Regions from separate parts of the Mus musculus genome. Here all the other regions are linked to region 1. The links are chromatin loops, found by intact Hi-C in ENCODE. Cell type or tissue: left cerebral cortex. All regions are shown on one strand. Each heading gives the region's core, and the rest is flanking DNA. Links, peaks and the distances in the headings are about the cores only. Region 1 holds the start of Tro (trophinin). Region 2 overlaps Gnl3l (guanine nucleotide binding protein-like 3 (nucleolar)-like). Region 3 holds the start of Tsr2 (TSR2 20S rRNA accumulation). Region 4 overlaps Fgd1 (FYVE, RhoGEF and PH domain containing 1). Region 5 holds the start of Apex2 (apurinic/apyrimidinic endonuclease 2).

The links. Peaks named below come from ENCODE experiments on the same cell type or tissue, not always from the same donor. Only the 100,000 strongest peaks of a DNase experiment are listed, where the experiment ranks them.
Region 2: a loop joins it to region 1, with 2.3 times the contacts of the local background. A loop is called at or near these places in 4 of 42 quality-filtered maps.
Region 3: it touches region 1 in a loop (2.2-fold over the local background); 2 of 42 quality-filtered maps call a loop at or near these places.
Region 4: a loop joins it to region 1, with 2.3 times the contacts of the local background. A loop is called at or near these places in 2 of 42 quality-filtered maps.
Region 5: a loop joins it to region 1, with 4 times the contacts of the local background. A loop is called at or near these places in 3 of 42 quality-filtered maps.

Annotation. Positions count from the first base shown.
Region 1 is chrX:150,654,891-150,660,950 of GRCm38, reverse strand. Tro (trophinin) reads left to right here and starts at 3,515. Exons shown (of 13, transcript NM_001002272.3): 1 at 3,515-3,606; 2 at 4,998-5,067; 3 at 5,337-6,060. The coding sequence starts at 5,023. In left cerebral cortex, for the core only: a CTCF peak has its summit at 3,510; DNase peaks (open chromatin) are centred at 3,073, 3,593, 3,759 and 4,652; H3K4me3 peaks cover 2,122 bases; H3K27ac peaks cover 1,500 bases.
Region 2 is chrX:150,977,314-150,983,373 of GRCm38, reverse strand. Gnl3l (guanine nucleotide binding protein-like 3 (nucleolar)-like) reads left to right here. Exons shown (of 16, transcript NM_198110.2): 16 at 1-241. Among named protein-coding and RNA genes, the nearest start is that of Gnl3l, 37 kb to the left of the region's middle. In left cerebral cortex, for the core only: no CTCF peak of the experiment used is centred there; DNase peaks (open chromatin) are centred at 1,547 and 2,472.
Region 3 is chrX:151,093,823-151,099,882 of GRCm38, reverse strand. It overlaps Tsr2 (TSR2 20S rRNA accumulation), which reads left to right and starts at 3,340. Exons shown (of 5, transcript NM_001164578.1): 1 at 3,340-3,454; 2 at 3,628-3,718. The coding sequence starts at 3,371. In left cerebral cortex, for the core only: a CTCF peak has its summit at 3,299; DNase peaks (open chromatin) are centred at 3,328 and 3,627; H3K4me3 peaks cover 1,381 bases; H3K27ac peaks cover 834 bases.
Region 4 is chrX:151,083,238-151,089,297 of GRCm38, reverse strand. Fgd1 (FYVE, RhoGEF and PH domain containing 1) reads right to left here. Exons shown (of 18, transcript NM_008001.4): 13 at 3,637-3,667; 14 at 3,083-3,184; 15 at 2,653-2,778; 16 at 2,317-2,478; 17 at 1,187-1,330; 18 at 1-695. The coding sequence ends at 390. It overlaps Tsr2 (TSR2 20S rRNA accumulation), which reads left to right. Exons shown (of 5, transcript NM_001164578.1): 5 at 1-2,204. Among named protein-coding and RNA genes, the nearest start is that of Tsr2, 10 kb to the left of the region's middle. In left cerebral cortex, for the core only: no CTCF peak of the experiment used is centred there; DNase peaks (open chromatin) are centred at 765, 1,685, 2,537 and 2,827; H3K27ac peaks cover 1,321 bases.
Region 5 is chrX:150,585,228-150,591,287 of GRCm38, reverse strand. It overlaps Apex2 (apurinic/apyrimidinic endonuclease 2), which reads left to right and starts at 3,133. Exons shown (of 6, transcript NM_029943.2): 1 at 3,133-3,365; 2 at 4,162-4,245; 3 at 5,243-5,423; 4 at 5,941-6,060. The coding sequence starts at 3,212. It also overlaps a transcript of Pfkfb1 not described here. In left cerebral cortex, for the core only: a CTCF peak has its summit at 2,646; a DNase peak (open chromatin) is centred at 3,122; H3K4me3 peaks cover 1,631 bases; H3K27ac peaks cover 947 bases.

The DNA of each region.
Region 1 (6,060 bases), core at 668-5,667:
ATATTCACTTATAAGTGGATATTAGCTGTTAAGTAAATGATAACCAAACTACAATCCATAGATCCAGAGATGTTGAGTAAAGAGGAGATTATGTAGAGATCTCCCTGGGAAGGGGAAAATAGAATAGATTTTATGGGTGTATTGGGGATATATGGGAACAGGACTGAGGGGATCAGGTAGAGGGAAGATGGAATGAAGGAAGCGAGTATGAGGAGAGCAATTTGGAAGTGAGGGAGCACTTGGGGATGTCTGTGGAAACCTAGTGCAGTGGAAACTTCCTTGAATAAATGAAGATGACTCTAGTGAACACTCTTAGTAATGGGGGATATGGAGCCTGAACTGGTCATCACTTGTAGCCAGACAAGTCTTCCAGTAGCAGGACTAAGCAGAATTTAATTGAGGTGTTAGTCAAGGGAATCTCATGGAAATCCCCAAACAATCCAGGTTGTTGCCAAGACAAGGGGCTGCTCTCTGAATACTGACCATGGGGTCTCATTGCTGAGGACAACACCCTCACAGCTCATTAAACATGGAGAAGATGAGCTGAAGCCTACAAGGAGCTCTCACCCCCATGTTCTAGTGTCTTGGGTGTAGGAAGGTACTGTGCAGGCTACTGAAAGAAAACATGGACACCGATGCAGGAATAACACCTTTTACCAACAATCTGTCCTGCCTGCAAAATATGCAAGGGCAGTAGTGGCACAGAACATGTGGGATGAACCAGCCAATGTCTGATTTGATCCAAGGCCCACTCATGAGCCGTATCTGACATTTGGAACCTGTATCCGACAATTCTTGGGTGATCAAGAACCAGAAGCTAGCTAGCTCAGAGACCTAAGGTAAAACCGAACACTACTGGTCTTAAAAAAAAAAAAGCAGTAAAATGATTCCTAATGATATACTTATAGATCAGTGCCTTATCCAGTCTTCATCAGAGAAGCTTCCTCCTGCAGCAGATGGAAACAGATGAAGAGACCCCCAGCCAGACATTACATGGAGAGAATCAAGTTGGATGTTTCCATCTAATCCCTCCCCTTGGGGTTTAGGGAACCCTATAAAAGAGGAGGCAGGAAGAATGTGAGAGCTAGAGGGGACAGAGGATACCAGGAGAACAAGGCTCTCTGAATCAAATGAGCAGAGATCATATGAACTCACAGAAACAAGCAGCAAGCACAGGGCCCACATGGGGTTGCACCAGGACATTTGCATTTATATGATAGCTTTCAGCTTAGTATTTTTATGGGACTCTTAACTTTGAGGGCGAGTGGGTCTCTGATTCTTATGCCTCCAATTGGGAGTCTTTTTCTCCTGTTGGGTTGCTGTAGCCAACTTCAATATGATGGGTTTTGTTTCATCTTGTTATATTTTGTTTTGTTGTGTTTGGTTATTGTCTCTTAGAAGCCTGGTTTTTGTTTTGTTTTGTTTTTTTGTTTTTTAATGAGAGACAGAAAGGCATTGGATCTGGAGGGGAAGGAAGGTCAGGAAGAACATAGTAAAGGGAGGAGGAGAAACTATAATTAGGATATATTTTATGAGAAAAAGTTCATTTTCAATAAGAGAACAAAAAAGGAAAAAATAAAGAAATACACTACCTACAGGACAGTATATTTATAGGGTTTCCTTTGATTTTACTTTTAGTTTTCATTCAATCAATCATCCAAATATATTAAGGTAAACTGCTCCTTTTCACCCTTCACAACATTGCTTAGGTGCTGTCAATATTCTGTTCTTTTGCCATTCTTCATCATAAAATGTATAGTTGCAGGATAATTATATAATAAAGTTAGAGCTACTTGTCACAGATTTCATTACATCAAAGATTATTTGTATGCTGTGGTTAATTATTTTTGTATATATTAAGGTTCCCATTTAGTGACATACAGTTCTATGGGTTCTGACGAATATTCTCCTTAGGTTTGTTAAGACTTGTTTTGTGGTCTTACTCAGGATGTGTGCTGGAGAGTACTGCATGTAGATTTGAGAAGAATGTGTATGCTACAGCTGAAATGTTCTGTAGATGTCTGTTAAGTTCATCTGGCTTAATTCAAGTCCGACCTTTCTTTACTGATTTTCTGTCCAGACAATCCCTACACTGTTGGAAAATGGGTATCGAAGTCCTTTACTATTTGTTTGACTGTGCTCTATCCCCCATTCATTATTAACATTATTGCTCCATACATATAGGTGCTTCAGTGTTGGATTCATAGATACTTTTAATTTTTATATGGTCCTTGTGAATTGTCTCTTATTATATAATTCTTTTGTTGTTTGGTTTTCTTTTTTATTTTTAATTAGGTATTTTCCTCATTTACATTTCCAATGCTATCCCAAAAGTATCCCTTGGTTTTCTTGATACAGGACCTCACTATGTAGCCCTGGCCGGCCCCTGAACTCATAAGATCTGCCTGTTTCTGCCTCCCAAGTGCTGGGATTCAACGCCCAGTGTATAATGTCATTCTTTTTTATAATGTCTCATTTTAGCTTTGACTGCCTTTTTTTTCTGACATAATGGTCTCTACTCAGTTTGACATAATTGAATGAAAAAAAGTGAATGCTACAAATTGTTTCTTGCACTGGCGAGTAGTGTGCTACATCACAAGAGAAAGCCTAAGTCCTTGTTCAGAGCATCAGTAAAAGAAGAACATGAGAAAAAAAGATGTGTATGTATATTTGTATGTATATATATGCACATATACATATGATTTTTAATATATCATCTCATCGTAGAAGGCTGTACTTGAACTCAAGACCCTTCAACATCTCCCTCCCAAGTAGTGCTGGAATTATATCAGGGCTTTGTTAAATGCCCGCTCCCATAGTTTCCAAATAATTTTTTTTTTAATTTTAAGGAATCAGTGAAATTATTTTGAAATAAAATAGAAGCATGTAGGGATTTTTTTATTACATTTTTATTTGTAATAAATAAAGTGTGTGTACATGCACATATGTGTTTGTGTGCAATCAGAGCTGTGAAGACAACCTGTGGGAGTAGGTTTTCTACCTCCGCCATGTGGATCCAGGGAATAGGATTCATGTCCGCAGGCTTGGAGTGCTTTTACCGCTGAGCCATCTGACAGGCTCTAATTGATTTTTCTTACATCTACTGTTTAACTATATGTATTTAATTATTTATTACATATTGTTTAAATATATATTATATATATGAATTATTTGAGAGCATCACCTTAATGTTCAGCGCCTCTATCTTAATCTAGTCGTATTTTAGAGGCAGTAATGAATGTGACGTTCTCACAGTATATCACGCCATGTAATTAGTGTTGTCAGGACAGGCGTGGGAGCTCTGAGGTCATTTTCTTCAGGAGAAACTGAAAAATCAAATAGGAACAGGGACACGTATTGGGGAACAGAGAAATGAAATGGAGACTAGGTGTGAATGCTGAACAAGAGGTAGTAAACAGATGCGCCACACTGAGGAGACTGGGAAGCCGTTAGCGGGGAGGGGGTGGGGCGGGCTGGTAGGGACGGAGACCCCCCTCTGGAGGCGGAAAGAGGCAGGACCACTTCCGGCCAGGGGGGCGGGTTACAAGCTCAGACCTGAGGAGAGGCTTGGAGAGAGCAGACGTCCTCTCGGCTCACGAGGGCGAGGTGAGCTGAGGTGGCCAGCTTTAGGAAAGACCCCGTGGGGGCTTCAGAGCCGCGGCTTCGGGGTGACTGGCTTCACACAGCATTAAGGTTTGACAGGAACCTGGCTGGATTCGGGATCTAGCGGTTTCGATGTGGTGGGTTTAGAGGTGCCTGGACCCAATTCTCACTGCGTAAAGGCGGGGGCGGAATCTCCGGGCTACGGGAAAGTCTAGACTCAGTTTGGGGATGGAAAGAAGGGATGCAGACCTGGTTGGGATTTTGGAAAGGAAACATCTAGAACACGTTCTGGCTGTAGCAAAAAGGGAGGAGGGTCGAGTTCAGGAGGGAGGTAAGGGACCCGGATCAAGCTGAAGAAAGGGGGCTGGACCCCGTTATGGGCTACGAAAAGGATGAATCGAATCTGGACTAAGAAAGGAGCGACAGAATCCTCTTTAAACGGCCAGAGGACCAGGCTTGGAAGGGAGAAAGGACGGGCTAGGATCCGGGTAGCACTGCTTTGAAAGAGGGGATGACCTGGTAGGGTTAGGGAGCTGGGAATCATGAAGGGGTTATCCCTGTTGGATTTGAGGGTGGGGTATCAATGTTGCAGAAAGGGCGGGGCGGGGCCCTTGCAGACGTGGACCGGGGGGGGGGGGGGCGAGGGGGGATAGTGTTGGCGAAGGCGACTGCGGCGCGGGTGGGGGGGGAGGGGGCTTGAGGAGGGTGGGAGGTGCGGAGGACTGCGGAACCACAGCCTGAGTGAGTGGCTGATGGTTGGCGCGGGCTGGCGCGGCCGCACAGGAATGGGGGCGGGGGTGGGGTGGGATGGTGGTAGGAGGGGGTGGCGCGAAGAGGCCCTGTGGAGCCTGGGGTGGGGGGACGGGCTGAGAAATGATGTAGGAGGAGGAGGCGGTGGGATCGAGATGTTCTGTAGCTCTGAGAGCGGGGGACATATGTGGACATGAGATGGTTAGAATGGTCCTGTCCACCATAGCGCATGCGTATTGAGGGCCTTGAGGACCAGCTGCATTTGGAAAACCTGTTATCATGCGCGCGTGCGTGTGTGTGTGCACGCGCATATGTGTGTGTGTGTGTGTGGGTGGGTGGGTGGGTGTGGGTGCGCGCGTGTGTGCGTGTCTCTCGCTCTCGTTCTGTGCGCATGCGCACTGTCAGGTTGCGGTGTGGTAGAGGGTATTAAGGTGTAGGTCGTAGAATTAATTTGCCATCTTGGAAGCAAAAGATGCTGCAGCTCAGAGACCACATGTTCTGGGCTTCTAGATAGGCAAACCCAGAAAGATTTGGGGCCTAAAATTAGGCAAATTCTTTCACCCTTCAGATTTAGCAAGACTTCTGATAAATCTTCCCCCTTTCCACCCTCCTATTATCCTCTAACTCAGGCCTATTTCCTTCAGGCTCGGCTATTAGCCTTTCAGAAAGATGGATAGAAGAAATGACCATGGTCATCGGGTGCCCACATTCCAGGTGAGACCTCTCTGCATTCTGTTTGTCGTGCCCTGAATTCATTTACCACTCTGGAGCCTATTATCACTGTGTAGTTCCATAATTCCTTACCTTACCTATCTCAGTCTTCCTTTGCATGGTACAGGGAAGAGGAAACTTATCTATCTCTTGCTCCATCCCCCTTTCCCAAACCCCTTTCAATGAAATTGTTCAGGAGGGGAGGCAACTGTAGAGAGGGGTGATTGTAGGGAGGTGGGGTGGCCCATAGGATTATAATCCTAAGTATGTAGGGCCCTCTGCCTCCCGCTGGGAGCCTAGGGCTTCCTTTCTCTCCAGATGTACAGTCGGAGACCACAGAAAAGGACCCACCAATTGCCAGCCGATCTAAGAAAAACAAGAACAAGAAGAATTCTATTAAGCCTATGGATAAGACCACACCGGCTCCCCCTCCAGTCCCATCTGCCAATGATAATGCTAGCAACAAGCCTAAAGTAACTTTGCAGGCTTTAAACCTACCAATGTTCACCCAGATCAGTCAGGCTTCAGCTACTACTGAGGCACCCAATATCCAGGCTTCAGTTACTTCTCAGACCCAGAAAGCCAAGACAATGAGAGTTACTCCCAAGGTATCCCTAACTGGCAGTGAGGATGCCACTACACAGCTGAAGCCACCATTACAGGCCCTAAACCTACCAGTTACCACACCGACTATCCAGACTCCAGTTGCCAATGAGTCAGCTAATTCCCTGGCCTCAACAGCTGTCAACAAATCCAAGAAAGCTTCTACGGCAAACAATGCTGCCAATAAGACTGTACCTAGTGCTGCTGAGATCTCATTGGCTTCGGCTGCTACCCACACAGTTACTACCCAAGGCCAAGCTGCCAAGGAGACAGGTAGTATCCAGACTATAGCAGCCACTGCCCGAAGCAAGAAAAATTCCAAAGGAAAAAGAACACCTGCTAAGACCACAAATACTGACAATGAATATGTAGAGGCCTCAAATGCCATTGAGG
Region 2 (6,060 bases), core at 362-5,361, 320 kb before region 1:
TCACTTTATGGCTTGTCTTTTGAAAAGAGTTGTAAGTGGAATTTAATAGTATGTAACTTTTGAGATTAATGTGTTATAAATTATAGACTTGAGATCCATATCACTGGATGTATCAATAGTTTGATTTCTGTTTCATATGCTATTGTGTGGATGTCTTATTGCTTATTCAACCCTAAGTTGGATTACATTCTTTACAGTTGAGGAGGAAGTTATAAATAAAGCTGCTAAAAATCCTTGTGTGAGACTGTTTTCATTTCTTTGGCATTACTACCTAGAGTTGGATTGCTGCAATATATGGTAAGCATATGACTAACAATCTAAGCAACTGCTGAACTTCTTTGTTCTCTTGATGCACATTAGAATATTATTTTGCCTGCATGTGTGTCTGTGTATCATGTACATGGCTTCCTGTCCACAGAGGCCAGAAAAGGTGTCAGATCCCATGGAGTGAAATTATAGATGGTTGGTTGTGAGCCACACACACACACACATTATCCACCTGTTGATGGATATCTTGGCTGGTCATCAGCTTGTCTTTTGTAAACAATATAGCGACAAACATGAATGTGCAGCTCCCCCTGTGCTCTCCTTACTTGGATTCCTTCAAGCATAGATCCAGAATTAGTATTGTTGTTTTGTATGATGGTTGCTTCCCTCCCTCCCTCCCTCCCTCCCTCCCTCCCTCCCTCCCTCCCTCCCTCCCTCTCCTTCTTTCTTTCATCTATCCATCTATCTATCTATCTATCTATCTATCTATCTATCTATCTATCTATCTATCTACATGCGTACACTGTGTCAGTCTTAAGACACACCAGAAGAGGGCATCAGATCCCATTAGATGGTTGTGAGCCACCATGTGGTTGCTGGGATTTGAACTCAGGACCTCTGAAAGAGCAGTTGGTGCTCTTAACCACTGAGCCATCTCTCCAGCCCCTGCTAGTTGTACTTTTTAAAGGTCTATATACGTGTGGGGGGTGTGCCTGTAAAGCCAGAACACATCAAATTCCTTGGAGCTGGGGTTACAGTTTTGGTAATATAGGTGCCAGGAAACAAAACTCAGGTCCTCTGGAAGAGCAGCAGATGTTTATAACTATTGAGCTGCCTCTCCAGCCCCAGTAATTGGACTTTTAACTTTCTGAGGACTCTCCATACTGCTTTCCTTGGCGGTTACACCGGTTTCATTTCCCAAAAGCAGTTCCTAATGGTTTCTTCCCCACATCCTCACCAGCATTTATTGTCCTTCATTTTCCTGATGATGGCCATTCTTACTGGGAGAAGATAGATTCTCAAAGCAGTTTTAAGGGGCTGCTTCCCCTGTTGGCTAAGGATGATGAACATTAAAAATATATTGCCAATTGCTGTTTTTTTTAAAAAATGTTTTCATTTTTTTTTGAGAATTTCATACATGCACTGTTGGATGTATACTTGGCAAAGATAGTCATTCTGTGGGCTGTCTCTGCTCATGGTTTCCTTTGCTGTGCAGAAACTTTTTAATTTTGTACAATCCCATCTGTCAGTGTTGGGGAGTTACTTCCTGTTCTCTAGGAGTCATTTCCAGAAAGTCCTTGTCTGTGTGTACCTTAAGTGTTCCCCTCCCCCCATGTTTTGCCAGCAGTTTCAGTTTCAGGTCTGACTTTAAACTGATTTTTCTGCAGGGTGAAAGAGATGGATCACGTTTCATTCTTCTACAGGCTGTCATCAGTACCATGTTCTGAAGAACTTTTTTCCAGTGTATATTTTAACAGCTTTGTCAAAGAGTAGGTAGCTGTAGGTGTATGGGTTTATTTCTGGCTCCTTTATTCTCTCCCATTTGTCTGTGTGTCTTTGCTAACCCATTTCCACTGTGGCACTAACATGGGATTAAAGGCATGCATATGCTACCATACCCAGCTTATAATGTCCTTCCTAAGGTGCTATAGAGTTTTCAGCATTTGAAGTGTAATAGATAAAAATTCTAATCTCAGCACTTGGGAGACAAGTTTCTTTGAAACTTTGAAAATGAGTTTCTTTTTCACTGTATCCTCTCTAAAACTTGTCTTTTGACAGTTTTTTCCCCTTGGTTTTTGAGACAAGAGTCTTTCTATGTAGCCCAGGCTGGTCTTAAACTTCTGAGAATCCTACCTCTGCCTCTTGAGTACTTGGATCGCAAGGGTGTGCCACTATGTCTGGCTTCTCTTACCTTTTTTAGAGTATCCATCCAAATATGTGATATCCTATTGTGATTTTGATTTGGCATCTCTTCATTATAGCTATTAATACACTTGGCCAGGTTTACTTCTTTTTCTTCAACAGAAACTTCCTGGGCATGGAGTACATTCCCAGCACAGAGTTAGGCATGTTATACCAAGATGAAAAGACAAATTTCGTGCCCCCAGGAAGTTCTTGGTCTACAGTGAAAACACCAGTATGGTTGTTGCTACAGCAGAGACTTCTGCAGTCTTTGTAGCCTGGGATACGAAGGCCTAATTTGGCAAGGAAAAGGTTTCTAGGAGTGAGCTTTTGAGCTGAAACTTGAAAGGCGTGTGAAAGGCTTGCTAGGCAAACTGAGCAGATCCAGGCCAGCTCATTTCTTGAACAAGAGTTACTATTTTTTAAAGAAATGGTCTTTTCCTCATTGTTTGTTCTTTGCACTTTTGTTCAAAATGGGTCTAGGTACATGGATCTAGACCTAGTTTTTATTAGACTTGTGATAGAATTAGAAATTCTATCACTAGAAAGCAAGTGTGATCCTTCCAGCTTTGTTCTTCTTAGGATTGCTTTATTTATTAAGGACTATCTTTTTTTCCCCTAGGATTTTGGTAGTAATTACATTGAACTTATAGATTACTTTGGTTAGTATGAACAACAATACTAATTTCCATGCTACCTGAACAAGGATATCTGTCCATTTATTTGCGTTTGTATTTTTTCTTTTCCCTTTCTTACCTGCTACTTTCTCTTTTACATTGATTTTTAATATTATTATGATAAATGTTTTTAAAAGTGTTTTTTTTTATTTTTAGGTGTATGAGTGTTTTCCCTGCTTGCCTGCATGTATGAATACCCCATTTGTGTGTGGTGTCTACTGCCCATGGAGGTCAGAAGAGGATGTTGGATCCCCTGAAATTATGGTTGGTTGTAAACCATCATATTTGATCTTGGAACTGAACTATGGTCCCCTGAGAGAGCAGCAAGTGGTCTTAATGGCTAAGGCATCCAACTCCTATGCTATTATAATTATTAAATTTACTTTATATTATTTTACGAGTATGGGTATTTTGCCTGCCTGTATGTTTGTGTACTCCTTGTGTGCTTGGTGCCTGTGGAGACCAGAAGAGGGTTTCAGGTTCCCTGGAACTGAGGTTCCAGATGGTAAGTCACCATGTGGGTGTTGGGAATCAAACCTGGGTCTTCTGGAAGTGTAGCCAGTGCTCTTCTGAGCCGTCTTTCTATGCAATGTATATTGAACATTTTCATCTCCCCTTCCCCAAATCTCCCTATGACCACCCTCCCATCCCTTCCTACCCAATTTTGAAATTTCCTCTCTCCTTTTTTCTTTCTTGAGTCCAGTTTGTGTATCCAGTTGGTCTCAGGAGTCTTGGGATCAGGGCTTGCTCTAGCATGTGGCCAACTTAACCAGGGGTTACATAAAGAAAACTGACTCTCCTGGCAGCTATCACATGCTCTTCAATGCTATTAATGGCTCTTCAGCGAGTGGTAGGATTTTTTAAATACTTTTTATTAGGTATTTTCCTCACTTACATTTCCAATGCTATCCCAAAAGTCCCCCATACCCTCCCACCCACTCCCCTACCCACCCACTCCCACTTTTTGGCCCTGGCGTTGCCCTGTACTGGGGCATATAAAGTTTGTGTGTCCAATGGGCCTCTCTTTCCAGTGATGGCCGACTAGGCCATCTTTTGATATATATGCAGCTAGAGTCAAGAGCTCCGGGGTACTGGTTAGTTCATAGTGTTGTTCTACCTATAGGGTTGCAGATCCCTTTAGTTCCTTGGGTACTTTCTCTAGCTCCTCCATTGGGGGCCCTGTGATCCATCCAATAGCTGACTGTGAGCATCCACTTCTGTGTTTGCTAGGCCCCGGCATAGTCTCACAAGAGACAGCTATATCTGGGTCCTTTCAGCAAAATCTTGCTAGTATATGACATGGTGTCAGCGTTTGGAAGCTGATTATGGGATGGAACCCTTTTATTTTATTTTATTTATTTATTTATTTTTGGTTTTTCGAGACAGGGTTTCTCTGTGTAGCCCTGGCTGTCCTGGAACTCATTCTGTAGACCAGGCTGGCCTCAAACTCAGAAATCCGCCTGCCTCTGCTTCCCAAGTGCTGGGATTAAAGGCGTGTACCACCACGTCTGGCTAGTGGTAGGATTTTGTGACTACCTCTACCTCTCCACTCTGGGATTTGATCTAGCTTAAGCTTGAGCAGGTCTTGTTCTTGCTGTCACAATCACTGTGAGAGCTGTATAGCTTTGGCTGCCTAGGCTGGCCTTAAACTCGGATCCACCTGTCTCTGCCTCCCAAGTGCTGGGGTTAAAGGCATGTGCTGCTGCCACCACCACCTGGCTTTTAAACTAATGTTGTGAACTCATCATTTGTCATGTGTGGCCACTGAAGGTTCTTCTTGGTGAGCAAAGTGGTCAGCTAATGGCTGCCCATATGTTTCCTTAAGTGTCCAGAACCAGTAACTGTCGTTTCGAAGCATGCCCATCTTTTGTTGAGGCACATCTTTCTCCTTGCAATGCAGCTCACAGGTCTGTCCCAAGTTCTATTTCTCTGGTTTCAGTCACATATGGGGTTATGGTACCCTCATTGTTCATTAGTGTGCACAGCCCTATGTATGAGCACAGTCCTGGGTAGCATGGAACATTCTAGATTGCTGGAAATATATTGGAGTTTTTGAGGATTCTATGGGCATCCCATTTCTCAGCATTGTAATATACTCTTTGGAAGCTTCTTTTTTTTAAATTTTTATTAGGTATTTTCCTCACTTACATTTCCAATGCTATCCCAGAAGTCCCCCATACCCACCTCCCCACTCCCCTACCCACCCACTCCCCCTTTTTGGCCCTGGCATTCCCCTGTACTGGGGCATATAAAGTTTGCAAGTCCAATGGGCCTCTCTTTGCAGTGATGGCCGACTAGGCCATCTTTTGATACATATGCAGCTAGAGTCAAGAGCTCCGGGGTACTGGTTAGTTCATAATGTTGTTCCACCTATAGGGTTGCAGATCCCTTTAGCTCCTTGGGTACTTTCTCTAGCTCCTCCATTGGGGGCCCTGTGATCCATCCAATAGCTGACTGTGAGCATCCACTTCTGTGTTTGCTAGGCCCCGGCATAGTCTCACAAGAGACAGCTCTATCTGGGTCCTTTCAGCAAAATCTTGCTAGTGTATGCAATGGTGTTAGTGTTTGGAAGCTGATTATGGGATGGATTCCCGGATATGGCAATCACTAGATGGTCCATCCTTTCGTCACAGCTCCAAATTTTGTCTCTGTAACTCCTTCCATGGGTGTTTTGTTCCCAATTCTAAGAAGGGGCAAAGTGTCCACACTTTGGTCTTCGTTCTTCTTGAGTTTCATGCGTTTAGCAAATTGTATCTTATATCTTGGGTATCCTAAGTTTCTGGGCTAATTTCTTTAAAATCTTACTAGGAATTTCAGGTTTGGGTAGAAATAACACTAAACAAATGCATTTGATTTTGATAGTTGCCTTTTTAAGGCCCAAGGTCAAAGCTATCTTCTCCACATGGACACAGGCTCAACTGTGTCAGTCCTTGAGAAACCTTCCTGTCCATCAGTCTGCCTCCTGATTTCTTGTGCAAAGATGGTGGATTGTGTGCAACTGGTCCAGAAGGCTGAATAGGCCACAAAGACGGGTGCAGTCTCACACTGTATAAGAGAACACTCATCTCCAGCTGCCGCCTTTTGTCTGGGATACAGCATCCTGCCTGTTTTTTGCCCCTTTTCCACTTCCACAGGAAAGTGAGTGATCTGTGTCCATAGCAACCCAGTGATGTCACACACAGTGACACAGAGTACAATGAGTCTAAGGTCTGGT
Region 3 (6,060 bases), core at 319-5,318, 440 kb before region 1:
AGATATGTAGCTGAGAGTGGCCTTCATCCTCTTGCCTCTGCCTCTGCGGCCTGAGTGCTGAGATGCCATGAATGTATCTCATGCCTCAGTTTGACACTTTAAGAACATTTGTGGTTAGTTGTATGTGTATCTGTACATGGGCACACAGAGACATTGCATAGGGCATGTGTAGAGGGGAGGGGACAATTGGTTCTAGTCGTTTTCTCTCTCCATTCTATGGAACCCCAGGATCAAACTCAGATAGTCAGGCTTGGTGGCAAAGTGACTTTACTCACTGGGCTATCTGGTCAGGAACGTACATGTAGTCTCCCCTCCCATAGGTCCACCCAGATAATCCTTCTCTCCCACCTGCCCAACTCTATGTCCTTTCTTTTTCTTTTTGAGACAGGGTTTCTCTGTATAGCCCTGGCTGTCCAGGAACTCACCTTTCCACCATGCCCGGCAAAATGTACAAGTGAAAATCTTTTTATTGAGAAAGAATGAAAAACAGATTGATGACTGCTTGGAGATGCAGGGGATTGAACCTGGGACCTCACACATACGAGGCACACACTCTATCTCTGAGCTACATCCCCTAGCCCTCTATGTCCTTTCTTTCTCTCCATCTAGAAGACAAACAGGCAAACAAAACAGAATTAGAAAATAAAAACAGCTGGGCAGTGGTGACACACGCCTTTAATTCCAGCACTCAGTAGGCAGAGGCAGGAGGATTTCTGAGTTCAGGCCAGCCTGGTCTACAGAGTGAGTTTCAGGACAGCCAGGGCTACACAGAGAAACTCTGTCTCGAAAAAAAAAAAAAAAAAAAAAAAAAACAAAGAAAAAGCTTGGGAAATACATAGACACACAGACACACAAAACAAAACCCACAAACCACAAAATCAGAAACTGTAGTATACAAGCAAAAGGCCAGTAGACAAAAAAAAAAAAAAAAAGCTCAAACAAAGCAACACCAGATGAAGTCTACAAAAATACCATTGAGTCCAGTTTTTGTTGGCTATCTACTGCTGCGTGTAGAGCCTGCCTGTAAGAGTGGTTTGTATCCCCAGTGAGAAAACTAGTTTTTCCCCTTTTCAATCAGTTAACTGGAGGTACCTTCCGGATTAAGGATGGGGGCTTGCATCTACCTCCCTTCTAAGCACGGGAGCCACATCTGGTTTACGCTGCTGCAGGCCCTGTGCATGCTGCCACAGTCTCTGTGAGTTCCTGTGTGCATCAGTCCTCTTGCATTTAGAAGGCCTTATTTCCTTCATGTCGTCCATCTTTTCTGGCCCTTACAATCTTTTCCACCTTCTCCTCTGTGGGATTCTGAAGAGGGCTTTCATGAATACATTCCATTTAAGACCAGAGCTTCTCACTCTCAATACATTGTGGGTCTCTATGTTGGTTCCCGGCTTCTGCAAGAGGAAGCTTCTCTGATGGTGGCTGAAAGAGGCACTGATCTACCGGTATAGGAGACTGTCATTAGGTGTCATTTTATTGCTGTGTGTTCCTTTAGCAGAACAAATGCTTCCTTTGCTAACTGTTCCTTTTTCTAAATGCTTACAGAGCTTAATGTGTTCTCTAAACGCTTGTAGTTAAATCTCATTAACTTTGCTTATCATATATCATAATGATCCTAACAATCAGATAACACTGGATGATCATATCACAATGCTGGCTTATCCTGAACCTCTTTCCTGCAGTGTAATCAAAGGCCTGGCTTTACCTGAAGGAGGACAGAACTCCTCAGACTGCTGAGGGCAGTGGTGGGCTGTATCTCCCCCATGGGCTCTTTCTAAATATTTACAGCTCAAACATTTTTGTTGCAAGCTAAAAATGTGTCCCCTAAGTACTTCAGCTACAACACTCAAGGTTCATTTCATAGTGTTTTCCAATTTCCCTTTGTTTTTGTCCTTTGACCTATTTCCATAAAATAGAGTCCATAAGGTTACACAAATTTATGGATTTCACATGTTTCTTTCTCTTACTAATTTCTAATTTTGCTTTGCAGTCTTTCTTTTTTTTTTTTTTTTCTTTTGTGGTCTTGGGATGAAACTCCAGGACCCCAGTATGCTGGCAAGGTAGATAGAAACATTATCAGCCCTTAGTCCTTAAAACATACTAAACGCTGTTGTGTGGAATACTACATGGTGTGTCTTGGAGAATGTTCTTGTGAACTTCAGAAAAATCTATATTCTGTGCTAAGTGTGGTGGTGTGTGATTAGTCCTAGAATTTAGGAGAGTGTGGTAAGAGTCCAATACCAGACATGGCTACACAGTGGAAACTGAAGTTCCTAGAGAAAAGAACAGGTACATCTGTATGGACCGTTCTATAGGACCAAATGACGGAGCTTTGTGGTTGGGGTGAGTAAAAATGTTACAGAGGAGAGACAAATGACCTTGAGCTACTTTTAATCCCATTGAAAACAATTCCTTGTCTTCCCTTGAATCTGAACGAGAAATCTCGTGGTTATCACAACTTTTCAAATACATACTTAACAGCGAGCATCTATGAATCCAAAAGCTAAGAATGTCATCAGACAGTATCTGAAACCTAAGCAGAAATTTCCTCATCCCACTACCTGTAGTCTCTATCAATAGATTTAGTAAATGCTTTGACTTAGGACTTTCTTTGTTCTGTAACTACTAAAATGTCATTTGACCACTTCCACAAAAGAAAATATCTTTCTGGACAACCTGAATCCTGGACATGGTCACTCATATTTGACTCAAGAATGAATTGTTGGAGCTGGAGAGATGGATCAGCGGTTAAGAGCACTGACTGCTCTTCCTAGAGGTCCTGAGCTGAGTTCAAGTCCCAGAAACCACATGGTGGCTCAAAACCATCTGCAATTGGATCCGATGCCCTCTTCTGAGGTGTCTCTGAAGACAGTGACAGTGTACTCACATATATAAAATAATTATTTTTAAAAAATTAAAATTACATTTATTTATTGTGTGTGGGAGTGCCTGCGCCTGTGAATGCCGTGTAACACATGTGGAGGTGAGAGGAAATTGCAGAAATCGGTTCTCTAGTTCCATCCTGTAGGGCTCAGGGACTGAACTCAGTTCTTCAGGCTTGGAGGCAATTGCCTTTATCTGCTGAGCCTCGCAAATGTAGGTTTTCTCGCCCTCGCTATTCTTTTCTCCTTTCCTCTTTATTTCAGCTATGCTTCCTAAGTACTCTGCTCCAGGTTCTCCTTTAATTATTAGGATTTACTGTGGTAAGTGGTAGCATCTACCACTGATGGCGTTTCCCACTGTTCTGGTCTTGCTGCCAGCCAGATTGGCAGAAAACTAAACCACGTTCTGAGAATCGGCTTTTGGCTCCTTTTGCCTGGTGAGGTCGCCCTAGCGATTGGGCTGCCTGGGAGCCACGTGATCTAAACGGATGATGGCGGGCGCCGCTGAAGATGTGCGTGTGCTCTTCGGAGCTGCAGTCCGAGCTGCGCTGGAGGCTTGGCCTGCTTTACAGGTAAGTGAGGTCCTGGCGGGGGGTCACGATTAAGGCTGTGACAAAATAGAAGTTGACCAGGCGAGGCGCCAGAGCCATGGCTGGGCGGTGTAAGCGGCAGACTCCCAGGCCCCGGCAGGCCACGCCGTTCTGGTTTCCATGCTGTCATGGTTGGCTTGGGCCTGTGTTCACAGATCGCTGTGGAGAATGGCTTCGGGGGCGTGCACAGCCAGGAGAAGGCCGAGTGGCTAGGGGGTGCAGTGGAGGATTACTTCATCGCCAATGGTGAGTGAATGTGAGGTGTTGCTGTCTGTCGCAGTGTGGCGTGGCAGAGCCTCGACGTAGAGAGCCCGCGTTTGATGAATGAATCGTGACTTTGAGATCAGAATTGTGTCTTTAGAGTGCCTTAGAGGCAATGACACTCAAATGCTATTATGCTGGAGAACGCATTTTGCCTTCCAGAGAGTCATTTTCCTACTTTCTAAAATGGTTATGGAAAGATCCGACGAAAAGAACTATTCGAGTCATATCTTGTAACTTAAAATTGCTGGATGAGGGGTGGGGGACAGCTCCGTGGACAAAGGCCAACAAGCATAACAGTCCGAATTTCATAGCTGGGACAACATGGAAGGAGAGAACTGGTACACGCTTAAGGTGTCCTCTGATTCTCCCTACACAAGTAAATATAATTTTAAAATTGTTGGGTGAGGAGTGTAGCCCAGTGGTAGAGCACTTTCCTAGTCTGCTCGTGTCCCTGGGCTCCAACCCTGGTGCCACCAAAACTAAAAGCAGTACCTCTGATAAATAAAAGGCAGCCAGGCCCTGTGGTGCAGGCATGTACTCTCATATTCCTGATGCAAAAGGACCTCAAGTTCAGATTCACCACAACCTTGTCTCATAATAAAAATAATATAAAGACTTGGAGATATAGCTCAATGGAAGTGCTTGCTTACTACACACATGTGAGGCTCTACACTACTCATACTACCACAAATGAATAAATGAATGAAAGAAGCAAATATTATAGTGTTATTAAATTCATATCCAAGGTCTAGCATATGGGCCATGTTTGTGATTCTAGCACCAGGGAGACGGAGACAGGGGAATTGCTCTAAGTTTCAAGCTCCATATCCCCAAGTTGTCCTTATGATAAAAGAAGGGGCTGGAGAAATGTTCAGCTGTTAAAAGTGCGTCCTGCTCTTCCTAACCTGAGTTGGGTTCTCAGCTCACAACCACCTGTAACTCCAGCGCCAGAGGATCCAAAATGTTCCTCATCTGTACACATGTGCATGCACATACATGTAATTAACAAATAAGTAACACAGGGCTGAAAGGATGGCTCAGCAGTTAAGAGCATTTGTTCTTGCATTGGACCTCGGTTCCGTTCCCAGCACCTACATGGTATCTCATAGTTATCTATGACTCCAGTTCCAGGGGTTCTGATATCATCTTTCTGTCCTTATCTGGGCACCAGGTACACACAGTGCACACACAGGCAATCAAAACAACATGCACATGAAATAAATACAACAAAAATCCTCTTCCAAAATATTTTAGTATGTCATAAGAATTAAGCATTTTTCACTTTTAGTATTAAATTTCACAATCTGGAGTTTATTTATTTATTTAGGTTTTTCAAGACAGAGTTTCTCTGTGTAGCCCTGGCTGCCCTGGAACTCACTCTGTAGACCAGGCTGGCCTTGAACTCAGAAATCCACCTGCCTCTGCCTCCAGAGTGCTGGGATTAAAGGCGTGCGCCACCACGCCCGGCACAATCTGGAATTTTAAAAGTCTTAGTACGTCTCATTTGTGACCAGCCACATTCTAAGTGCTTGTGCTCGATAAGCACATGCTGCTGCTTCTACACAAAAGTTCTACACTTCCATTTTGTCTTGGTGGGGTATAAAAGAACAAGAGGACTTAGAGTATTGCATGCTGTTTTTTTTTAACTCTTCATTAACATCCTAGGTTTTTTTAAAGATTATTTTATTTATATGAGTACACTGTAGCTGTCTTCAGACACACCAGAAGAGGACATCAGATCCCTTTACAGATGGTTGTGAGCCGCCATGGGGTTGCTGGGATTTGAACTCAGGACCTTTGGAAGAGCAGTTGGTGCTCTTAACCACTGAGCCATCTCTCCAGCCCCCAATATCCTAGTTTTGAGGATGGTATTAGGCAGATTCACAGCTCAACATTTACAATCTAGTGAGTGATTTCAGGTAAGTAAATGAATAGTTAAAATACTGGGTGGTGTGTGTTATGCTAAAGAGGAGCTCAGAATTCTTCAGTTAACTGAGCCTGAGGAGAAGCCTTTTTGATTTGATTTTTGTTTTTTGGGTTTTTTTTTTTTTTTTTTTTTTTTGAGACAGGGTTTCGCTATGTAGCACTGACTATTCTAGAACTCTTCTGTTGACCAGGCTGGCCTCAGACTCCGAGATCTACCTGTCTCTTGTCTCCCAAGTGCTGGGATTAAAGGTGTGCGCGCCACCACTGGTCAGTAAGAGGCCTTCTTAAGAGTAGCGATTAGAGTGAGGCCTAAGGAATGAAAAGGGGGAAACTAGGTAGAGATGATAAAGCATGTACTCAAAGGAGTTAAGTGCATTATATTAAGGGGATGGAAGAGT
Region 4 (6,060 bases), core at 545-5,544, 430 kb before region 1:
GAGGAAAGGGTGGGTTGGGGTCCCAGGGTCAGTAGCAGAGCTGGCACTTGAATCCAGGTCTCCTGCCTCTGGTACTTTTGTGGGGAGCTGGGTGGAAGTGGGGTACTGGGAGGAAACTAATTCAAGTGAGTCTAGCAATTAGCTCCCGCCCTCCCTGGGGACAGGGATTTAAAAAATTAACATCAATGTAGGAATAGTTTTTTTTTTTTTTTTAAAAAGCCCACCTTTTGTGAAAAGATGAATTAAAAAACCCATGACCCAGCATTCGGGATTGAAAGTGCCCTTGATGGGAATTCAAGTATTGACTGCATTGGGAGTGGGCTGGAGCCCCCAATTGAACATGGGCAGCTGGAGTGTGGGGCAGAAACTCCCAGTTCCCCCCAAACCCTCTAGGTCTTGTCTCGGGTCTGGGAGGCTTCAGGAGGTTCAGCAGTGGCTCCTGAGGCTGCCACTGGTGTCTCCTCCATCTCCTTGTCCTCAGACAGTGTGGGCCCTGGGCAGAATGTGTCCCCACGGCCCGCCCTGCCGAGAACAGCCATCCAGCGCCGCTGGAGTTCTTCTGTCTCTGGGCTGAAGTACCAGCTTAGGTGGCTTTGTGTGATCTTGAAGACATGCCTCCTGTCTGGCCGCTCTCCTGCCTCAGGAGGCCCCACCTCAAAGCCAATGAGGGGCAGGCTGCGCTGGGCTTTCACATCCTGGAGAGAAGGAACAGAGAACTAGTGTCATCTAGGGGCTAGGCAGTATCCTCTGCCCAGTCAAACTGCTCTGTTCTGCTGTTTCCCTCTGCTGAAGAACACTGATTTCACTGTAATGAACAGGAAGATATCTGAACTGGGACTAGAAGGCAGGCTGGTTTACATGGCTATCTCCTCCCATGCCCAAATCAACTATTATAGATTCAGTCCTTTGGCTAGTTCCTCTATCTGCCTATTCTGTTCTACTTAAGTGTCAGACCTAGAGGTGCCTGTCTATTCTACTGTTTTCTCCAGAAAGCCAGACTTCCCACCTCACCCTCATTGTCCCCATACCTTGGCCTCCAAACTCTTCTACCTACCTATTCTGTCACATAAGGATAGGGGTTTTAATTTTCCCCTTTGCTAGGCTCACCCTGCCCCCAAAGGACAAGGAGAGGAGCAGCCCAGCTTTGTCAGATGGCTGGAAAAACCTGAAGGAGTGGGATGCACACCTGAGGGGCTCCATAGATGTACAGCACCAAGGGTTCATTCTCAGGAACCACAAACCATGCCTTGTGCCATCCTTTCCCACCCTTCTCCATGTAGTGCAGGAAGCTGCAGATGACGCTGTTCTCAGCAGCGACCGAGGCCTGTTTCTGTGATCAGAGACACAGGACAGGGAACATCAATGTTGATGGAAGGCTTTGCTCTTGGCTTTAACAGCCCCATAGTGTATGGACTATGTCTCAGACAACGGTAGCCAAGCTGTGCAAATCATAGCTGAAATGATTTAGCCTTCATCATGGAGATAAAACAAAGCAAGGCTTGGCTGCTGCTGACTCTTAACAACAAGTATAAGGGGTGTGCAGATCTCAGTGGGGACAGTGAAATGCTGGCCACTCTTAAGGCTAAGGGACTTTCACAGCTAACCCTTTTCATCTTTCATAATATACTCATTGCCTGCTCTGAGAAAGTCCTTCTAACATTATGATTAATGGGATGAGTAGGTGGCTAACACCATCTGTCTCGATCCTAACAATAGATGAAAATGCAGGACTTGTGAGAAGAGCACAGAGGGTGTTTATGAGATTGAAATTAGCATAAGCAAGGCATTTAAAATAGTTCTGGTACAGAGTAAGCTCCCTTACATTTGGGATACCTTGGTTTTGTTGAAAAAACAATCACCCCAAATATGTGTATATTCATGGTCCTAAAAAGATAGGATCAGTATTAACAGTGGCAACTTCTGGGTAAAGGAATATGTCTTATGTTTCCTTATCCTATTTCATAATTTTAAAAATGCACTTGGTTCATTAAAAAGAAAAACCTATAGGCTAGCTTAGGCTATGCAGTGAGACTTTGTCTCAGATAAAATGATCCCTAGAAGTGTTTTTCTGGTTGTATAACTTAGTCAAATATCCTCTCTGGGTTTTAGTTTCTTCCTATGTAAACTAAGGGTAAGAGTTGAGCAGTTACTGTAAGAGTTAAGTGTGTAAAGTTCTGTAATAAAAAGTATCCTTTTAACCCGTACACTCATTTTCCTTGTTTCAAGTCTGGATTACCTGATTAATGAGTGCTTACCCTGGGTCAGTAACTATGGCATACTTTGAGGCTTGTGGTTAGGAACCCAGCCAGTTCTTACCTCTAGGATGGACCTCCTGCGCTGGGGTGTATGCTGGCTACAGGCTGGACTGCTCCCAGGTGCTCCATGCAAGGCCACATAGCAATCAGTGCACACACGGTTGGAACGATTGTTGTCATAGATGAGTCGGGCTCGGAACTCAGAGCATTTCCCACAAACCACCTGGGGCAGCAAGTGGGCACGAACAGCTTAATTGCCTTTGGCTTCTCTTCAGTGTATCAACTACCACAGCCAACTTGCAGCCTCCTCCTTCTTGGAGGGTACCCCATCAGAAGTGGGCCTTTAGGCTGTCAGCCTGTCCCCACCTTAGCTCTGCCCCTGCCTCCCAACACTCACATGCCCACAGGCCTTGCAGTGGTGCCTGCGTTTGGTGATGGAATTGAAGGGCTCCTGGCAGCGCATGCACATGGTGACTTCCTTTTCCCGGATAGGCGTAGGTGCCCTCTTCCCAAGATCCACGTTCTAGGGGGAGGGTTAGGGCCCAGGTTAGAGATAGCTCCTCAGTCCAGTCCAGCCAGCCCACCTTGCCTCTGCTTTGCCACTTAAATCATCATGGGGTTGGGGAGAGCATACTATTATTGGAGGTAAGTCACTTCACTTTCTGGGGTGCAATCTGTAGCCCTACTAGCAGAAGCTGGCTTCTGGGGGCTTGTCTGCACTGCCTCTCAGGTCCCTATTCTTGGAAAAGGAAAAGATCATCTCAAGAAAAAGGTGGGAACATGGAGCTTCAAGGAGATCCCAGTACTGAGGAAAGTAGGACTCTTACTGGAGAGTTAGGGGGAGTATCTTCATCATCCCTGTTTGTTGAGTTCAACAGTTTGAAAGTCTCCAGGGTCTGTTCATGCTTCAGGAGGGTGGAATTGATGGCCTGGCGAAGAGGTGTGAGAAATGAGAGGTCAGATCACTCCACGACAACCTATCTCTGCCCTCACCACACCTTCCTATGCCTTAGCCTGGAGTTCTAGACCCAGGTCTGTCCCTGCTACACATGACTGGGAAAATCCCTCCCTAAATCCAGGTCTATGACTGGTGTAACTATCAAATGTGGGAAAGGGGAGTGGTGGATGGAAAATCTCAGAAGGCCCTCCTGCTGCTGGCTGCGTGCAAGCTTTTACAAAGCTTGGTTCAGAGGAACTGACTTCCTAAAAGAATGTTTCTATCTAATCTCAGGACTTCAGCTTGCTTATCTGTAAGAGGGTGATAATAGCATCTGTACAAAGCTGATGTCCCGAGCCTGTTCTGCTTATTTTATCTATTATCAGCCCCTAAGAAACCTGTTAAGACCCTTCCAGACCCCTACCACAAAGCCTTGGGTGTTACCTGGACCCAGTCTTTCTTCTCCTCCTCAGTCCTTGCAGGGGAGAAAAGAAAGGTGTTGAGTTAGGCAGGCCAATAAAACACAATCTGAATGGTATTTTAAGAGTTACAGGGCCTAGGCGTCACTACACTTTTTCACTTTATGTAGCCTTGAACAAGTCACATAACCTGAGCTTATTCAATGTCTTCCAGATCAAGGAGCTCATGATGCACTATAGGAGACTGACAGGGACAGTATGAGAGAATCAGTGCTGGCTCTAGAGGGAATGAAGACTGAGGAGTCCAGAGAAGGGGGCCTGCCTCAGCCTATGTTTGAGTGGGACTTTTAAGAAAGGTTTCCAGAGGGAGGTGCTAGGCCTAAGAAGGATAAAGGTGAAGTGTGTCTAAGAGTATGGAACATACATGAAACTATATCCAACTGCTAACCTGTCAACTTTGCAAAAGGAGGCAGTATTTTTTTTTATTTCATGAAGATGGGCTTACCTGTGTTCTAAGCAACACTGATGATTATGTAATGTGCCCAGCATGTTGTCTGCTATAACTCCTGCTCTAACTTCCTTTTGTTCTTCTTTGCTTCTTCTAGAGAACCCTTCTAGAACCCTTTTAGTAAAACATTTATTATATACAAGTACACTGTAGCTATTTTCAGAGAGCATCAGATCTCATTGCAAATGGTTGTGAGCTACCATGTGGTTGCTGGGATTTGAACTCAGGACCTTTGGATGAGCAGTCAGTGCTCTTAACCTCTGAGCCATCTCTCCAGCCCCTCTAGAAACCTTGTGTTCTCCAAGCCCTCTGCCCTGGTGCAAACTTGTCAACCACCCCTAGAAATAGGACCCCTAACTTTGCTATCTCCCATCTAGACTCTCATTTTCCTTCTACATCTACATTCTAAGATTCAAATGTATTTTTCTAATATGAATTCTGACTGCATCATTAGGACCACTATGTGAAAAGTAAGAATGTGAAACAAGTTATGATGTTGAGCCACTATTTAGGGATGTGGGGATGCAAGTTAGTGACTGAATGCTTACCTAGCATACAAAGTCCTTCTCCAGTACTTGCAGCAACATGCACATGCACTAATTAATGCATGTTCATTGTAATCAAATGTTTGTCAAACCTCACCTGTGGTATACCTAAGACCTATGCATTTCACTATGCCGACTGTGCCAAGAGAAGGGTTTGGCAGTGACTGAAACAAGTACTAAACTCTAGGTAATGATTTTCTACTAATGCCAGACTCTAAGGGAGGGTTATGTATGGTAAGGCTTTACTTATTTTGCAATGTATTTAGAAGTCACTGAAAAGCCTCAGTGGTAAAGGACATGTAACCTTGCAGAGTTCACTTCCTAATACCCACACTGTGTACCTCAAACCTCCAATTCCAATGCGATCCAATGCCTCTGATTTCTGCAGGAAACTGCACTTGCAGTGTGCAAACCCATACACAGATACACACTCATATACATAAAGTCATTGGATATTCAGTTTTCTTGGCACCATCTGCTAAAGAAGCTGTCTGTTCTACAATGTATGATTTTAACATCTTTGTCAAAAATCAAGTGGCTAAGTAAAGCATGGTGACATATCTGTAAACCTGGCAGTTAGGAAGTAGAGACAGGATCAGGAGTTCAAGGCTGTCCAGGGCTACATAAGACTCCATCTCAAAACCCTCAAAACTAAACAAATTAGTTGGCTATGGCTGTGTGTGTATGTGTGTGTGTGTGTTTATGTGTGTGTTTATTTCTAGGCCCTATATATCCCATCAATCTACATGTCTGTTTCTGTGCCAGCACCATGTTACTTAATTATTATGGCTCTGTAATATATGCTGAAATCAAGCATGAAGATAATTCAAATATTGACCCAGCTCCTAGGTGTGTGTGTGTGTGTGTGTGTGTGTGTGTGTGTGTGTATGAAAGATTAGTCAGCATACCACAGAAATTACATGCCCATCTATCTTTAATGCAACACTAGTCACAATAGCCATTATGTAATCAGCCCTGGGTTCTCAACTGGCAATTAGATAAAATGTGTCTGAGTATGAATGTGAATGTATGTGTGAATTATGGAGTTTTTCACGAACCCATAAAGAATAAAATGTCATTTGCCAGAAAATGGATGCAACTACAGATGATTATATTAAGTGAAATAAGCCAGATGAAGAAAAACATGTATTATGTGTTTGATATCATTTCTGGAGTCTAGATTACACACACACACACACACACACACACACACACACACACACACACACATATATATATATACAAAATCATTTTTATATATGTCACCAAAGTAGAAGCAAGACTGTTAGGGGGAAGAAGCAAAGGGAGTTATAGATAGAAAGTATGGTCAAAGTACAGGATATACATACTTGTATGAAAAATGTCTTGCCAGGTGTGGTGGCACACACCTTTAATC
Region 5 (6,060 bases), core at 762-5,761, 70 kb after region 1:
GATTCACACGGAAGGCTAAAAGCTGAACCATAAAGCAGAACTATCTCCAGGGAAGAAAACTATGCAGCGTGATGTTTGCAGAGCCATGGAGCCTGCTCCCACCTCCATGTACAGTGTGGAGAGGAAACTCATTTAAAGCATCAAGATAATACAGATGGGCAATAAAGTCATAAATGGTCTTTCCTTATTGGTAAGTCTTGAAATGTGTGGTTGTGAATGTACTTGTTATAGGCTAGAAGGCTGGTGGATCATTACAAGCTTATAGGCTAGATTCATGCATGAGCACATATCAGGACTTCTGTGACAGCAGCCTAGAATCCCTTTGTTCTCAGCGATCTCATAATGCCCTGGTCCCATTATGCCACTGTTTTCAGACTCATGTCTGCTCCAAAAAGCTCACTGCATTCTCGTCTTAGGAGTGGTTCTCCATTGACCATAGTCAGTCAGGAAGGAGAGCACGTAGAGGGTTGTGGGTGGTAGTACCTGTGGGTGTCACATAAAAGCCAAGAGCATGAATCTCATACACAGCATGAAAGCCCTGAAGCAAAAGAACTCTGGATTCTGCCTTTTACACTTTCTTGATCATCAAGCTAGTCCTCTGTGGGAAGTAGGCTAGGGGCTTTCATTTCTATTTCACTTTGACACCCAGAGAAACTAAAGAACTTGTCAAAGTTTCATAGCAAATTAACCCAACTTAATACACTAGAGGCGCGGTCAGAGATACACTTTCTATTGTGCATTTAATTTAAAAATATACACAGACTACGGACGTAGAAGCTAGGCTGGGAGGATCACACAATCACGGCCAGTCTGGGCTACAGAGAGTTTCAGGCCCCCATGGGAAGCACAGTTAGACTCATTTTCCAAAATTACAATCAAATCAAATCAAACAAAAATTGGAATTTCAAAGATAGTAAGGGATTGGTCTTTTAGGCTAGCGTCCTAAAGAGTCAAGTACAAGAGGATTTTAAAATACTGATAGTAAGGAGAGGGCAACATTTGGAATGCAAATAAATAAAATAAGTAATTAAAAATAAAATGTCGACAGTTGAATTACATATGCATATCATCATTCCCCAACTCTCCCATCCCCTTTGAAGTAGCTAAACCAAATTCCTATGCAGAGAAAAATCTTCCAAGGAGCCTGAAGCAAGGATTTTGACCTGTAAAAGACCTGTCTACTTTTCCTTTATGCTCACCTACCTGCTCTCTTAGAGGCTTTTTCTTCCATCGCTAATTATCCAATGGCTCTCTTGCATTTACAGACCCCCAAAGCAGGTCCGGTGGGTGGCATCAAATAGGAAACCGGGAGACATCCGTTGGTTCCTGGGAAGGCTGAGGAAGCACCCTTGTTAAGGGGTGTGTGCAGTGTTGAAATATTAGCTGCTGTACTTGCCAAAGAAGTTCCTGAGCCACCCAGAGACTTTTCTCTTCAGTCCAACCATGTGTTGTTCACCGTGCCCCAAAGGTCAGTACTAATATTAACAAGCCACTGGAGAATGGAGAAATGAAAACCAGCTATTGAGGTGAGCAAGATCTGGATTTCTTTGGGACAAAGCTTTATATTTATCTGCCTTTAGTGCAGTATGGGCAAAATCCCTTGCTTGAAAGCAACTGGTGACATGAAGAAAAATGTTCATTTCCCTTGTCCTAATTAACCCACTCCTGGGATTTGATCTTTAGTCAGTAACTCCCAAAGCATGGAAAAGCTCAAGGCACAGAATTTGAATTACAGAGCTGTTTTTCTGATAGCAGTAACTAGTGACCTTTAAGTCCGATGGGGGTGGGGTGGGGGAGGGGCAGCCTACTGTGGCTCTGTATAGCCATGAAGACGATGGCTCAAAGGCTGTGAAATTCTGAGGGTGTGTGCATTCGAATGGGAATAACTTTGTAGCAATTTTCAGTGGAAAAAAAAAAAACCCTTAGGATGCAAAGTTATAGTTTTCCTGGAAATAGGGCGATTCCTGTTAATTCTGTTTCTGTGGTCACAAAAAAATAAGTCGAGAACTCATCCCTACTGCCCTGCTTATTCATCCATTTGCTAAATATTTATTCCGTTATCATATAAGGTGGGTCAGAGATGGCCACTGCATTCAGGCTGCTGGCAGTCTAGTGACAACGGAAATCAATGGGGGTTGTGCACTGTGGTAAATACTGTGCCATGGACCATAAAGTGCAGTGGTGCCCACAGGAAAAGACGTAAACACAGAGGTGTGTGGACAAAAAAAAAATCAATTGTTTACCTGATTAAGAAGGGTTTAAATCTTGGCTCTACCACTTCTGTGAGGCTGAGACGAATTTATTCAACTTCTACTTAGCTTCAGTGCCTCTTCCTGGATTATCCTAAGAATGAAAGGACACGGTATAGACAGGAAAACCATAACTGCATCGGGAAATGATACTATTCTGGAGCTTAAATGGTCTAGGCCTCGATTTTGCTCATCTGAGAAATGGAGCCAAATGCAAGTCTGTCTTATGCTTTGAGAGTCAAGACAAACATGGCTATACAGGGAGGATTTGAGGCAGTCTCCTTCCTCCAGACTCCATTAAAACGGAGGCTAGCTAGGTTCTTAATTGCTTAACGGAGAAAGTTCCCTTCGCCACTGCCCAAAAGGACTCCAGGGTCTGCAGAAGCCCCTCAGCCACCGCCAGGGGCCGCTCACTAAAGCCAGAGTCCTGTCTCGATCCGGGTAGGGCGTTGGCTCAGCTTGTTTCCCCAGAGGCCTGCCCCTTGACAAAGGGACAAAATCCCATTTGTCAGTAACCTGGCGCATCAGGGGGTACTTTTGTAGTAGAGAAGAGCAGTCAGATTCGGGCGTCCAGGCCAGCATGCGGCCAGAAGAGAAGGAGCCCAACCAGAGACGCGCCTCTCACCAGTTACTCTTCCCAGGTTTTGGTCTGGGTCTTGCTATGTAGCCCAGGCTGGCCTTGAATTCATTACTGACCCTGCCTCAGCTTCCTGAGTACTGGGGTGACAGGCTCGTTTGATCAAGCCCGGTTTTCCTACAGCCTCCACCTTAGTTCCGTCTCCCGCCTAAGAGAACTGAACTCGAAGTCCCGCCCTGCTTGCGTCCTGCCGTCGGAGGGGGCGGAGGGGAAGGTGAGAACGCCCGGTGGAAACGCGAGAGGAAGGCGGGGAGCCAGCTCACTTCCGGGCAGCAATGCATTTGCCCGCCTAAGCTTCCTTTGGGAAACTGTACCGTTTACCAAAATGCTGCGCGTGGTAAGCTGGAACATCAATGGGATCCGGAGTCCCCTGCAAGGCCTTGCATGCCAGGAACCCAGCAGCTGTCCCACGGCCTTGCGACGCGTTTTGGACGAGCTGGATGCTGATATTGTCTGTCTCCAGGAGACCAAAGTGACCAGTGAGCATTCGAGAATCCAAGATCTCTACGGTGTTTTCCTTTTGATGCTAACCTTTGTTCTGTCTCATTTCGCGTTTCGTTTTCCTATACTTAGAATCCTGCCCTTATACCCATCTGAAAGGCCTGATCCTTTTCTTTCTAAACAACCCCACCCCAGCTAGAACCCCTAATTCCGACTCCTGGCCTGCTTTCCCCGTTGAAACCCTCATACACAGATTCCCACTCATTCTATAGCCCGAACTCTGGGCCTTGAATTTTCTCCTTTCATTCTTCTAAGCCAAACACCTCAGTTTTCCATCCCTGCCCCCACCTCAGTCCTTAATCCCCACCTAATCTCTGCCTTTAGCTCAGACTCTTAATTTCTCCTTCCCATATCTCCAATTCCTCTTTTCTCTCCACCTCAAGGCCCTAGATTCATTCCTCTTTGATATCTTACCTCAAATTTAGACCTAATTTCTTCTCCCATAATTCCCAGCTCGAATTCCCTAATTCCCTCTCCTACCTCCCACCCTTCAGGTCCCCAATCTCCACTGCCAGCATCTGTGAGTACTTTAATCTAAATCACAAGACTTAGCTCTGATTTGCCCTCCTCTGCTTCCCTATCTAATTTGAATATAATTTTCTTTCCTGACTTTCCCATCTCTCTAGCTCCTGTCAACATAAACACTTCTCCTGACCCTCAATTACAGCTCTGATGTATGCTAACCTATAACTGTAATTCCAGTCTTTCATGGGTCCATGGTGCTAATTTACCTCTGACTTTATATTTACTTTTTTTTCTTTTTTTTTTTTTTAGGAGATGTACTGACAGAGCCCCTGGCTATTGTTGAGGGTTATAACTCCTATTTCAGCTTCAGCCGCAGCCGTAGTGGCTATTCTGGTAAATGAGGTCTTCTGGGGGTATTTATGTTAGCATTGGTGATGGAGAAAAGGAGTGTTTTGGTATTTAATAAGAAGGTAACATATTTTGACTTTTCATTTCCAAAGCAAATGCTGCTAATTTTAGGTCATATGAAACCTCATATTTATGCACCGAAGTTTCCTTTTGTCCCTCAGAAGTATAGTAATGTACTTCTTCTGAGTTAACTGTATAAGCACTGGACCTTAACTGCCAGGGTTCAAGTCCTGGCTCACATCCTCTCTGTGTTTTCTGACAAGTTACTTTACCTTTGTGTTTCAGGTTTTTCACTGAGAAAATAAGGATAATGGTTATTTTCTAGGCTCTCACAAGGGTTTAGACATAGTCTTGCATGAGGTAATAATGATAGCTAATTTTTCATCAGCATTTGCTATGTATGTGTAAAATACATTATTATTGTTCTTGTAAAATATAACATTATTCTGTGGCTTTTTTTTTTTGGTTTTGTTTTTTGTTTTCGAGACAGGAACTCACTTTGTAGACCAGGCTGGCCTCAAACTCAGAAATCCACCTGCTTCTGCCTCCCAAGTGCTGGGATTAAAGACGTGCGCCACCACTGCCCTATTCTGTGGCTTTTTAAGAGGAAACTGAGGCCTCAGATGCTTTAAGACGCTACAGAGCCATGTATGGCCCCTGAGTTAGGAGGATTGTCCTTACTTTTTTTTTTTTTTTTTTTGATTTTTCGAGACAGGGTTTCTCTGTATAGCCCTGGCTGTCCTGGAACTCACTTTGTAGACCAGTCTGGCCTCGAACTCAGAAATTCGCCTGCCTCTGCCTCCCAAGTGCTAGGATTAAAGGCGTGTGCCACCACGCCTGGCTGTCCTTACATTTTTGAAACAGTTAAATTTGACAAAGATAACCAAAGCTGTTCCTTATATGGATACACTTGGAGTGGGATAGGCTGTACAATGATATATTGGCTGCTGACCCCGTTCAGAATGCTCTTGTCCGTCCCCAGGTGTGGCTACCTTCTGTAAGGACAGTGCTACCCCAGTAGCTGCTGAAGAAGGCCTGAGTGGTGTGTTTGCCACCCTGAATGGAGATATTGGTTGCTATGGAAACATGGATGAGTTCACGCAAGAGGAACTCCGGGTTCTGGATAGTGAGGGCCGGGCCCTCCTTACACAGCACAAGATCCGGTAATAGTCCATATCCTCCTCTTACAGGCCATCACTGGTTCTAGTCCTTGTGTCTAGAATATAAGGCCCATTCTATAGGTATTCAGTTGCTATAAAAATGTTCCCAAACTTGCCTTCCTGTATTTTAGTCCAGGCTGGGCTGAGTGATCTTGGAAAATTCATGCTTCCTTCTGAGCCTTGTGTTCCCCTCTCTACAGAGGGAGACTGGCCTGAAAGAATAGCTTTTTAATTACCATGGGCTCCTCAAAAATAGCTTAGCCAGCACAGAACTCATCATCCTAAGTTGGTTTCTTTCTAGGTATCTTATAGTCATAAATGGCTGCATTATACCCAGTTTACCTGGGTATTATGCCCTCCTTGCCTTATCCAAAGTCCATCCCCCCAAGACTTGCTCATTTATTTCTCCTAACCGTTTTTTGTTCATCCCATGGATAACCATTAACTAGAATCTGCATGGTGGGTGGATATGAAGGGGAGACTTGAAACTGACCTCTTCTGTGGGGCTCTTTTCTCCCAGCACATTGGAAGGGAAGGAGAAGACTTTGACCCTGATCAATGTGTACTGCCCTCACGCGGATCCTGGGAAGCCTGAGCGGCTGACCTTCAAGATGCGCTTCTATCGCCTGCTCCAGATGCG